Regions from separate parts of the Homo sapiens genome. Here regions 1 and 2 are each linked to region 3. A link is a contact called in ENCODE Hi-C or POLR2A ChIA-PET data. All regions are on one chromosome and are shown on one strand. Each heading gives the region's core, a stretch centred on a gene start or an enhancer-like site at or near the end of the contact. The rest is flanking DNA. Distances are from core to core; before and after follow the strand shown. Region 1 overlaps GPRC5A (G protein-coupled receptor class C group 5 member A). Region 2 overlaps DUSP16 (dual specificity phosphatase 16). Region 3 has its middle 20 kb from the start of CDKN1B.

Region 1 (3,682 bases), core at 522-3,021, 160 kb before region 3:
GAACCCCGCTCCTATCTTAGTGGCCGCAGGTGGCTCCCAGGAAAGCATGAATCCTGAGGTTTTACTGGTAAGCTGGGAGGGATTAACTGGGATCCAGTCATGTGCTCCACCCAGTACTCAGTGACTAAACCCTGCACTTTGGAGGGAGATGGTAATGTTTCAGCATGAGTAGCCTCTGGCCTTGGGCATGAGCAAAGGACTTTGAGTATGAGGACGAGACCCTCTTCACTTATTCCAGCTGCTAACAATTAACACACAGCCATCCAGTAACACAAGGATGCCCACAGCTGAGATCCTGGAATCACTTGTTGCTGTCTTAAACCTTTTTGGAATGAATCTAGGCATGAAAGAAAGGGGTTTTTGGTTCTTTTGTTTGTTTGTTTTTTGGGTTTTTCTGGGTTGTTTTTTTTTTGTTTTTTTTTTTTTTTTTTTTTTGAGACGGAGTTTTTACTCTTGTTGCCCAGGCTGGAGTGCAATGGCATGATCTCAGCTCACTGCAACCACCATCTCCCAGGTTCAAGTGATTCTCCTGCCTCAGCCTCCCGAGTGGCTGGGATTACAGGCATGTGCCACCACACCCGGCTAATTTTGTATTTTTAGTAGAGATGGGGTTTCTCCATGTTGGTCAGGCTGGTCTCGACCTCCCGACCTCAGGCCCGCCTCGGCCTCCCAAAGTGCTGGGATTACAGGCGTGAGCCACTGTGCCCGGCCCCAAAAGAAAGGTTTAGAAAAACCAGTGGGGAAGAGGGAGAGGGAAGGGAAGAATAAGAACAAGAGGAAGAGGGAGGAAAGGAAGAGGAGGGCGAAGTCATTTCTTGGGTCAACTCCAAGCCCTCTGTTCCTCCTCCCCTTTAGGGAGAAGGGGTTTCAGCTGCCAGGCTGTGTGAACAAGTAAGTCACTTGACCTCTCAAAGCCTCCTCTCATCTATAAAATGCAGGACACGCTGCTGAACTACGTGGTCTGAACTCATGTTCAGCTCCACCGTTCACCCACCTGGGGAGCTTCATGTACAAAACTTCCAGATGTCTTTCTTTCTCCCCCTCATCCTCATTCTTGCCCCATCTCCTGTCATTAAAAGAGTATGTGCCACAAACTCCTACCCAAACTAAAAGCCAGGGCTAGAGGTAAGGTTGAAGGGTCTGAAGAAGAGACACAGCAAGGGACTGCCCACCTGAAGGACAAAGCCAGAGGCTCCTGGAGCAGCGCTGACCCTAGACATGGCCTTGACTGACACACAGCACTGACCACTGTGCAGGGAAAAACGTGAACATGTGATGAGTCTCCCGCTTTGGGTTTCTAACCTGAGACTCCTCTTCGCAACCAGAGAGATGGGGAAAGTGTGTAGAGTTGCTTGTGACTAGGCCTGGAAGTTTGCCCATGCTTATTCTACGCAGTCCTTCCCAGAGCATCTGAGAATGAATCATCTGGGGCCCAGAACCTTGCAAAGACAAACTGACTTTGTCTTCCTTCCTATGAGATTTCTCTCATTCTGTCAAAATGTGTCTTCGCGCCAGCCCAGCCCTGAAAATGTGTGACTTTCTAGCATTTTCATTTTTTCTCTATTCTCGAATTGCTACATTCAGTCAGTAGTAATAACAGTCATGATGTAATTATGAGTAAGAATAATGACAGCTACTGTCACCTCCTGAGTCCTATTATGAGTCAGGCACTATGCTGAGTAGTTATGTATTTTTACACATATTCTCTCATTTACATGCTTTTACATCCATTACCTCATTTAACATTCCTACAGCCCATTTTATAGGTGAGAAACCTAACAGAGTGAGGAAGGTACATGTCCAGTGTCACATGGTCAGAAAGAATAGCTCTTTATAAGTAGTCATAATCATAATTCAATCCTCCTTTTCACCTCTAAATCACTGTCATCATCTCTAGAGCTTTTCTCCCTGACCCCAACCTCTCTCCATTTAAACCACCATATATTCAAGCATTGGCTTGCTGAGAAGTCTCCAAAACAAGCAACCCTGGCCGGGGGCAGTAGCTTACGCCTGTAATCCCAGTACTTTGAGAGGCCGAGAGATGGGAGGACCACTCGAGCCCAGGAGTTTGAGACCAACCTGGGCAGCATAGTGAGACCCCCGCTGTACAAAAAGAAATTAAAAATTAGCCGGGTGCTAATTTAGCCAGGATCACACCTGTGATCCCCCTACTCGGAGGGTGAAGCAAGAGGATTGCTTGAGCCCAGGAACTCGAGGCTGCAGTGAACTATGATCATGCCATTGCACTCCAGCCTGGGCAACAGAGTGAGACCCTGTCTCAAAACAAAAAACTAAATAAATAAATATAAAATTGTGGCCACTGCCCTTGGAATGAATAATAATCACACTGACATACAACTAAGAAGTTATGGAATACATTAGGAATGCTGAGGGCACATGGAAAACAGTGACCCATTCTACCTAGTGGGGTTTTAAAATAATTATTTTTAATGTTTAATGCTTTAGGGAAGAAAGCAGGGAGATGAAACATGAAAGATGAACAGGAAATGGTAGGAGATTTTTATGAAGGTAGAAGAGACAGGGCTTTGGGAATGGAAAAGCCCAGGTTAACTCCCAGATTTCTGGCTTAGGCAACTGAGTGGCACCACTGTCAGAGCCTAGAAATACAGGCTTGAAAGGAGAGATGCTAAGTGTAGCTTTGTTGGCTCTTTGATAAATATGCGACCTGCACGTGGAGCTATCCAGGAATAACAAGTCAAAAGACCCAAGTCCTCTTGAGAGTTTCCTCTGAGCCATATATGGTTTCCTTTCTTTTTTCTTTTTTTTTTTCTTTTGAGACAAAGTCTCTCTGTCGCCCAGGCTGGAGTGATGCAATGGCACAATCACAGCTCACGGCAGCTTCGACTTCCTGGGCTCAGGTGATCCTCCTACCTCAGCCTCCTGAATAGCTGGGACAGGTGCGCACCACCACATCTAGCTACTTTTTGTATTTTTTGTAGAGGTGGGGTCTCGCTATGTTGCCCAGGCAGCTCTTCAACTCCTGAGGCTCAGGTGATCTGCCCGCCTCGGCCTCCCAAAGTACTGGGATTACAGGCACAAGCCACTGCTCCTGGCCATATATGGTGTTATTTAATCCTCACAACAACCCTATTATTATGCCTTCCTTTAACAGCTGAGGAAACTGAGGCACAGAGAAATTACATAACTTGCCCAAGATTACATGACTCTTAAAAGCCAGGCTCCTTGACACTGGGTTGTGCTGTCTCTGCACCGTGGGCATATGGGTTGGTGCTCAGGAGAGGTTTGGGCTGTAAGCACAGACTGGCAGTCATCACCTAGAGTGGTATCTGAAGCCTCAAGAGGAGACAAGATCACATGGGAAGCCAAGGACAGAACCATGTGGAGCACCATCTCATCTAGGTAGGAGTCCGCAAAGGAGGTTAAAAAGAAATTATCGGCCGGGCGCAGTGGCTCACACCTGTGAGCCCAGAACTTTGGGAGGCCGAGGCGGGTAGATCACCTGAGGTCAGGCGTTAAGAGACCAGCCTGGCCAGCATGGTGAAACTCCATCTCTACTACAAATACAAAAATGAACCAGGCATGGTGGCTCACGCCTGTAGTCCCAGCTACTCAGAAGGCTGAGGCACAAAAACCGCTTGAACCCAGGAGGCAGAGGCTGCAATGAGCTGAGATCACGCCACTACACTCCAGCCTAGGCAAC
Region 2 (3,892 bases), core at 445-2,944, 230 kb after region 3:
GCTTGGCTTATCCAGACCAAAGTATCTACATTGAAACATTAGTTACATATTTTGTTTGCTTTCTTTAGGGGTATGAAATTATGTTGCTTTTTTTTTTCTTTTCTTTTCTTCAACTAGTTTCAACTCTCCATGTTTACTGTCTGCTGATCCCGAAAGAATTGTGACCATACTTTAGTCTGTTTTTGAGTGTCTAGAGAATAAAGTTGCCTAAATCAGACATGTCAGACTGAGGCATAACAGAATTACTCTTAAGAGCAATTAAAGTACTTTACTGCAAAATAAACATTTTCAGTATTTTCCATTTTTAATGTTAGAGTTGTCTCCTTTGTGTGATGGTAAAGCAACAGATTTTCTTTCCAGTATGGAGAGAAGAGAGAACTGTCCTCTACAGGTGAAGGTGTACTCTAGTTTTTCACATATATTCTAAAATAAGCAAATGAAAGGATTGTGTTTATGTTACAAAAAGGGAGTTTTGTTTTACAAAAGAATTAAACTACTTGAGAACTACAAAAGAATTTAATGGCTGGGCACGGTGGCTCACGCCTGTAATCCCAGCGCTTTGGGAGGCCAAGGCGGGCTGATCACCTGAGGTTGGGAGTTCGAGACCAGCCTGACCAACATGGAGAAACCCCGTGTTTACTAACAATACAAAATTAGCCGGGCATGATGGCGCATGCCTGTGATCCCAGCTACTCGGGAGGCTGAGGCAGGAGAATTGCTTGAACCCGGGAGGTGGAGGTTGCGGTGAGCGGAGATCGCACCATTGCACTCCAGCCTGGGCAACAAGAGTGAAACTCCATCTCCAAAAAACAACAACAACAAGAATTTAACCGCATAGTTCAAAAACTGTGAAACCATATGAACTATATGCAGATGATTTAAAATACAAAAGTTAAATTTGCATATGACTTTTTAGGAAAATGTCTTCCATAAAGTAGAGCTTTATATCAATATTATTTCTTTGTATAACCATGGAATCCATTCACAATATAGGGTGGGAGGGCAGTTCTCTTTGATTCTGCCTTCCTTGAAGGCGGCTCTGCCAGTTGATAAATCCCTAGTGACTTGCTCCCTATTTAAATGAAGGCATGAGTGGAAAGGCCCTCTGTCTCTCCCTGCAGGAAACCATCTTTAAAGTCATGGAACTGCTAAAAGGAGAGGGATCTATTTTTAGAACTTTGGCCTTAAAAACATTTTAAGAATATCAGTAAGCCACAGTAAAGTGCTACTTTTGTTTATTATGTAAATATACTTTCATTTAAAGAAAATACTGTGATATATAACTGATTGCATGGGTGAGAGGGAAGAGAAAAGAGTGACTAATTGGAATTGTTTAGTAGAGTTGTTATATGTATTTTATTTTACTTGGCAGATTTTTCCCCCCCAAAATGGAATGGTGGTTCACGTTTGCTTTTACAGAAAATCATATTTATAATTGGAATTGTGAAGGAGGTGATCTTAAGGGAAGACGTTTTCATGGCTGAATTAGGAGAAGGTGTTATCTAAATGAGGAATGCCTTAGAAGCTGTACCAGATGTTTTCTGTGTCGGAAGTAGTATCTATGTTTTTATTTGTAAACATGCATTCTTTTGGTTGGATTTATGGAAGACTAACAGAAACATGGGTTTTAGCATTGCGGTCTGGCTGCCTGTGCATCCACAGCTGTAGAGGCCAAGACGCTTCTCTGCCTGCAGGGACTGCCCATCCCTGTTTCTCAGCAGGCTGGAAATAGCTGTGTATTTGTCTTCCTTCCTCTTAGCACAGATACTTCCAGAGTAGGGGGCACAGTCATTCTTAGGTTCAGGTCCATGTTAGGGAAACACATGTGGGTTACTATGACTTTGTTTTCTGCATTCCCAGATGATAAACAGCATAAAATTAGGAATAGGAGAAACTTGGCAAGATTGGACAGTGAGCCAAGTCTTCAGACAACTTTAAAAAATAGGCGCAAATTTTTTCAAGAAGCTTATCAGTTTTTCGGTACTGCTTTTCACAGTAAATAGCGGATAACGGACTGATGTTATGTCTTGTAATGGAATCTAGCTTGGAGTCCCTGGGACAACAAAGTTATGATAAGGGCAGATAAGAGGACGCTTGATTCTTTGTCTCCGTTAGCCATTTGGAGCAGAACGTTTGCATAAATGAACTTTTCTTCTGAAGTGGATCTTGTTTGTAAGAGAACTTACGAAAGGAAGAGGGACATTTTAAGCATGTTTCAAAACTGAGTTGCTGGTGAGGCCACAGTTAGTTTTTAGAGGTCCAAGGGAAATCAGGCAGTGTCTCATCTGTTGTTAATTAATGAAACGAAACTGGAGTCACTAGAGTGCAGCAGTGAATGAAAGGTCAGTGAATGGAAAAAACTGTCAATGAAGGAGGATGTCAGCAGAGTGGAACATTGTCATAGATAAAGATCAGTGAAAATGTGCTCTGGCTGAGGTAGGGTTTTCTGGAAGTGACTGGGAGCCAGTCTGGGACATTTCAAGCCAAACTGAGCACTAAATGAATGTTCTGATTGCAGCTAAATCTGTTAAATATTTTTAAATATTTGTTTGAGTTTGTTCTAGATATCAGTTGAGAAAGATTTGTGAAAAAGAGGCTTCTTTTTGTTTTATAATGTGTTTTACAGTGTAGTGTTGTTTTGTTTGGCTCTTTTGTTTTGAAGCTGAACAATGGTTTCTTTCTCTCCTTTCTGTTCTCTGTCTTAGAACTTTCTAGAGCCACACTTACTTTTGAGGTCCACTGAAATCAAAGTGATCTAGGATCACTGTACCAATTAACGATAGAACTGGACCTCGAACAGCCTGGCTGATGGCTCAGTTTATGATTATTGCAGAATTGCATCTCCTCTGAAAGTTGTTCTGTGGGGGGTGACCTGACAGCCAAGGTCTACTACCAACTTGTAAATGGTGGTCATGAACAAACCAGTGACCATATTTACATTTCAACCAGTTCATCTGTAAACTTTGTTATTGGTGTCATGTGAAATTGCCTTTAAAGAGATTCTCCTTTCTCTGTTCTTGTCGGATCTTCTTCCTTCTCCCTCATTGAAGCCTTTGAGCGATATAGCTTTGGGGAAACAAGGCTCTTCCATCAGTTTGGGAGAGGACCATGGCCTTTTTAGCCTGGTCACAGCTGGGGAGGCCAGGACCCCATGAATATCATCAGCAAGGCTGTCCCTGCATCCAAGGGAGAGTTGAAAGTAATTCCATAGGATTTAGAAAAGTAGACTTATAACCTGGCTCTTCCGGTTATTATATTACGTGATTCTGAGCCTATATTATGTGATTCTGAGCCTTATCTATAAATGGGATTAGTAGTAACACCTATCTCATAGGGCAGCTGTAAGAGTGTGTAAATACCTATAGAGTGCTTAGAGCAATGTTTGTCACGCAGTAAGTGTTCAGTACATTCTAGGATTACATACATTATTTATAAAAATAATCATTTATAAGGTTCAAATGAAATTCAAGTGGTGTTTCCTTGGATTCTCTGTTTTCTCTTTGAGAACATTTATTGGAATATTGTTTTGTTGGATGTATGTATGTATTTTTTTGAGACAGGGTCTCACTTTGTCACCCAGGCTGGAGTGCAGTGGTGCGATCACAGCTCACTGCATCATCAACCTCCTGGGCTCAAACAGTCCTCCCACCTCAGCCTCTCAAGTAGCTGGAACTACAGGAATACTCCACCATGCCTGGCTAATTTTTTCTTTCTTTCTTTTTTTTTTTTTTTTTTTTTAACAGAGATTGGGTTTATCCATGTTGCCCAAGCTGTTTTGTTGAATTTAAATGACAACCATTCCAGGAACTGTTTTAGAGCCAGAATTGAAAAATATATGAAGACAGTTCTTTAGAGAAACACCAGAACTGGCAGGGCGCAGTGGCTCATGCCT
Region 3 (3,804 bases), core at 900-3,399:
AGCCACCAGTTTTACAGTCAGTTCCTTGCTCAAAAATCCTCAAGGACTTCTGTATCTGTTAAGATTTGCATTTGGCAGCTAGTAACAGAGCCCAGAAATCATAGTGGCTTAAACAAGATAAAAGTGTACTTTTCTTTTCTGTACAGGAATTCTGGAGATAAGTGGCACAGAGTTGGTGTGGCATCGCCTATAGTTCCTGTATCTTTCTACTCCACAATGCACCTTCTATCCTCAGGAACAAAGGATGCCTCCTCAAATTGCAGCCATCTTACACACCTCATAGGCAGCCAAAAGGGGACAGACAGGCAGATGTCAAACTTCTTTTCAAATGCTGTCAGAACCTAGCACAGTCCAGCATACTTCATAAGCACTCATTAAATTTCAGATACAAGAATCAATTAATTCTATGGCACTACTGAAGTAGGGAAATTTATCATTCACAAAACTTTAAATATCAACAGTATACCCAGTGCACCATATTAGAAACTATAAAGCATCATTTGAAATTCTTAAAAGGACACCGTTTTAAGATAGTAGATATGTAAATATCTATGTAATTAACCAGGCACAGTGGTTCATGCTTCTCATCCCAATGATTTGGGAGGCTAAGTTGGGAGGACTGCTTGAGCAAAGGAGTTCAAGACCAGCCAGGGCAACATAGTGAGACCCCATCTCTAAAAAATTTAAAATTAGCCAGGTGTGGTGGCATACACCTGCAGTCCCAGCTACTCAGGAGGCTGAGGCAGGAGGACTGCCTGAGCCCAAGAGGTCGAGGCTGCAGTGAGCCATGATCATGCCACTGCACTGCAGCCTGGGCAATAGAGCAAGACTCCATGTGTCTTAAAAAAAAAAAAAAAAAAAAGGACTTGCTTGCTCTGGTGAGTATGGGGAGAGCCTCTCCTCATGTGTAGGAGTGGCAGCATATTCCAGAGTAAAAACATAATAATAAAATAGTGAACACATGCATAGCTACTACTTTATGCAGGCCTTGTTGTAAGTTCTTTACATATATTCAATGTTTTTCTCATAGAAAGACATTCTTAAGACTGTGAAGAGAGAAGAAAAGCAGGAAACAGAATTAAGGTATTTAAGGTACTTAGTCCAGGGCCTGGCACATAGTAGGCACTCATTATTGTTGTTGCCAACAAAAGGTCTCAAGAGAACATTCAGTCCCCTTCCTCCCCCTAGATAACGACCCTCCATATTCTGAAGCATTCACTGAATCTTGCTCCACTATCGTGCAGCCACATTCCCACGGTTGAACAAATCCCACGGAAGACATCAGTAGGAACTACAGCTCTACTCAGGTAGTTAACACCAACCCTGGGCCCCCCAGCTTGGATCCTCAGCTGAGGATATGCCAAAGATAAGCGCCCAGCTCCCTCCTTCTCACTTTCTATCAGTACTCTCTCTTGAGTGTAGATTTGTTTTATTTTGTTTTACTGGAGAAGGGGAGGAGGAGAGGTGGAGGCAAAAAAGGGGAAAGGAAACAGAGAAGGTAAGATGCAGGAATTATTTCAGGTCTCAGTTTGGCAGGGGCTCATATGTAAAGCTATTATGTTCGAGAAATATAAAAGACTAATACTTTTCCTAAAGATTGAAACAGAAACAGTGGTGATTGGACTGGGAATTATACCTCACTTCAATGAACTCCAAAAGAACTTGAGTTGATTGCTGAAGAAGTGAACAAATAGTGATCAATTTGCTGACAACTGTAAAAGCGTATGGGGTGGGTCACAGCCATTATAGCTTCCTGTGGAGTCAGTGGCCAACTCTAGGTTGTTACCCCACTGTAGCCAGCAGAGGTCTCTCTTTTATTAATCTTCAATTTAAAAAAAAAACCTCTGGGTTGTTTATTTCTATTATCCTTTTGAAGTCTCTTTCTAAAGCCAAATAAATAATGAATCATTTGGCCAAAACATCTTCGAATACTGAATCTAGTCACTTAGTAAAAATGAAAGACAAAAATGCTGAGCTACTTGAAGCAAAAGATTCAGTATTCACCTCTAAGCTATTCATTTGCTTAGAAGATTCACGCCAATCGCACAGCCAAAGAGCAAAACATGGGCCAGACTCTAAAACAGCAATGAGCAACTGGCTGAGTATGACAAAGAAAAGGGAGCTCCAGCTAAGACTGGTAGCGGGGTGGAGCAGGAGGCTGGCGAGGTCCACTTCTTCGGATCTCTGGTTCAGTAGCTGACACCAAGCAGGGCTCTTCCTTGAATGCACTCCTTCAAAAGCCTCAGATATACCACTTGTGACCACATCCCCTCTAACGGCCCAAGCACTACACATTACACCCTCCTTACTTAATGAAATCAAGAGTTTTGGTTTTTGAAAACTCGATTGTTTATGTTAAGCAGCATCATGGAGAACTATCAAGGCGAAAGCTTGAACTTTCTTTCCCACGTCCTATTGGGATAACCCCAACATAAGACTAAGGATTTCAATTAATATTAGATAAAGTGAGGAAACAATAAAATTTATTTGAAGCTGCTCAAGTCACTCTCTTATTTTATTTTATTTATTTATTCTTTTGAGACAGGGTCTCAGTCTGTCACCCAGGCTGGAGTGCAGTGGCGTGATCATGGCTCACTATAGCCTTGACCTCCCAGGCTCAGGTGATTCTCCCACCTCAGCCTCCCAAGTAGCTGGGACTACAGGTGCACACCACCATGCCCAGCTAGTTTTTTTGTTTTGTTTTGTTTTTTTTGAGACAGACTCTCACTCTTATTGCCCAGGCTGGAGTGCAGTGGCGTGATCTTGGCTCACCGCAACCTCCTCCTCCTGGGTTCAAGCAGTTCTCCTGCCTCAGCCTCTCGAGTAGCTGGGATTACAGGCACACACCACCACGCTCACCTAATTTTTTGTATTTTTAGTAGAGACGGGGTTTCACCAGGCTGGCCAGGCCAGTCTTGAACTCCTGAGTGATCCACCCGCCTCAGCCTCCCAAAATGCTGGGATTACAGGCATGAACCACTGCTCCCAGCCTAGTTGTTTGTATTTTTAGTAGAGATGGGGTTTTGCCATGGTACCCAGGCTGGGTTCAAGTGATCCACCTGCCTCAGCTTCTCAAAGTGCTGACATTACAGGTGTGAGCTTATTTTATTTTAGTTTAGAGACAAGATCTCACTCTGTCACCCAGGCCTGAGTGGCAGTGGTGGATTATAGCTCACTAAAACTGTGAATTCCTGGGCCCAAGCGATCCTCCTGCTTCAGCTTCCCAAGTAGGTATGACTACAGGTGCTCACCACCATGCCTGGCTTATTTATTTATTTATTTATTTATTGTAGAAATGAGGCCTCACATTGTCCAGGCAGGTCTTCGATGCCTAACCTCGAATGATCCTCTTCGGCCTCCCAAGCAATCCACTTTGGCCTCCCAAAGCACTGAGATTGCAGGCATCAGCCACTGTGCCTGCCAAGTCACCTTTAAATTATCCAGTGGCTTCCCATTGCACTTAAAGTCCAAAATTCCTAATGTGGCTTAAAAAGCCCATCACTCCAGCCACAGCACTCATTCCTTCTGCCATTGGCTCACTGCCCCCCAGCCACAAGCACATTCTTTCAAAGCTCTTCTCTGACTTGCAGCCTTGGACTGTGTTCTGCTTGGCTCACTCTCCTTCCTTTCCTCCTTTCAACTGGTTAACTCATGCTCAGCTTCCAGGTCTCAACTTGAAAGTCATTTCTTTAGGAGGGATTCTCTAACCCTCGCTCTAGGTCAGGGCCCCTGTTTCAAACTCTTACAGCATCCTACAGGCAGCCACTGGAACATAGGGGAAGGCACTGCAGGTGAGGGGGATGG

What was found. Hi-C counts contacts between places; a loop is a spot of excess contacts on that map. ChIA-PET counts read pairs that join two places held with the same protein, here RNA polymerase II (POLR2A). Pooled maps may share reads with other maps.
Region 1: a loop to region 3 is called in a pooled map, with 4 times the contacts of the local background. The contact joins two enhancer-like sites. A Hi-C loop is called at or near these places in 14 of 168 maps with a recorded cell type or tissue (Caco-2, Calu3, HCT116 and 10 more) and 16 of 50 pooled maps. POLR2A ChIA-PET finds 5 or more read pairs at or near these places in 11 of 52 experiments (BJ, H1, HEK293 and 8 more).
Region 2: a pooled map shows a loop between it and region 3 (2.9-fold over the local background). The contact joins two enhancer-like sites. A Hi-C loop is called at or near these places in 1 of 168 maps with a recorded cell type or tissue (CD4-positive, alpha-beta memory T cell), 2 of 37 single-sample maps with no recorded cell type and 9 of 50 pooled maps. POLR2A ChIA-PET finds 5 or more read pairs at or near these places in 10 of 52 experiments (CD4-positive, alpha-beta T cell, CD4-positive, alpha-beta memory T cell, GM10248 and 6 more).

The regions. Positions count from the first base shown.
Region 1 is chr12:12,897,645-12,901,326 of GRCh38, reverse strand. All of the region lies in intron 1 of GPRC5A (G protein-coupled receptor class C group 5 member A), which reads right to left. Among named protein-coding and RNA genes, the nearest start is that of GPRC5A, 7.9 kb to the right of the region's middle. Within about 2 kb of position 1,771, at least 12 of the 41 ENCODE cell types and tissues checked have a DNase peak (open chromatin) inside an H3K27ac peak, as active enhancers do; they include ascending aorta and endothelial cell of umbilical vein, where a contact is called at or near this core.
Region 2 is chr12:12,504,538-12,508,429 of GRCh38, reverse strand. All of the region lies in intron 3 of DUSP16 (dual specificity phosphatase 16), which reads left to right. Among named protein-coding and RNA genes, the nearest start is that of DUSP16, 56 kb to the left of the region's middle. Within about 2 kb of position 1,694, at least 13 of the 41 ENCODE cell types and tissues checked have a DNase peak (open chromatin) inside an H3K27ac peak, as active enhancers do.
Region 3 is chr12:12,735,261-12,739,064 of GRCh38, reverse strand. It overlaps a transcript of APOLD1 not described here. Among named protein-coding and RNA genes, the nearest start is that of CDKN1B, 20 kb to the right of the region's middle. Within about 2 kb of position 2,149, at least 13 of the 41 ENCODE cell types and tissues checked have a DNase peak (open chromatin) inside an H3K27ac peak, as active enhancers do; they include ascending aorta and endothelial cell of umbilical vein, where a contact is called at or near this core.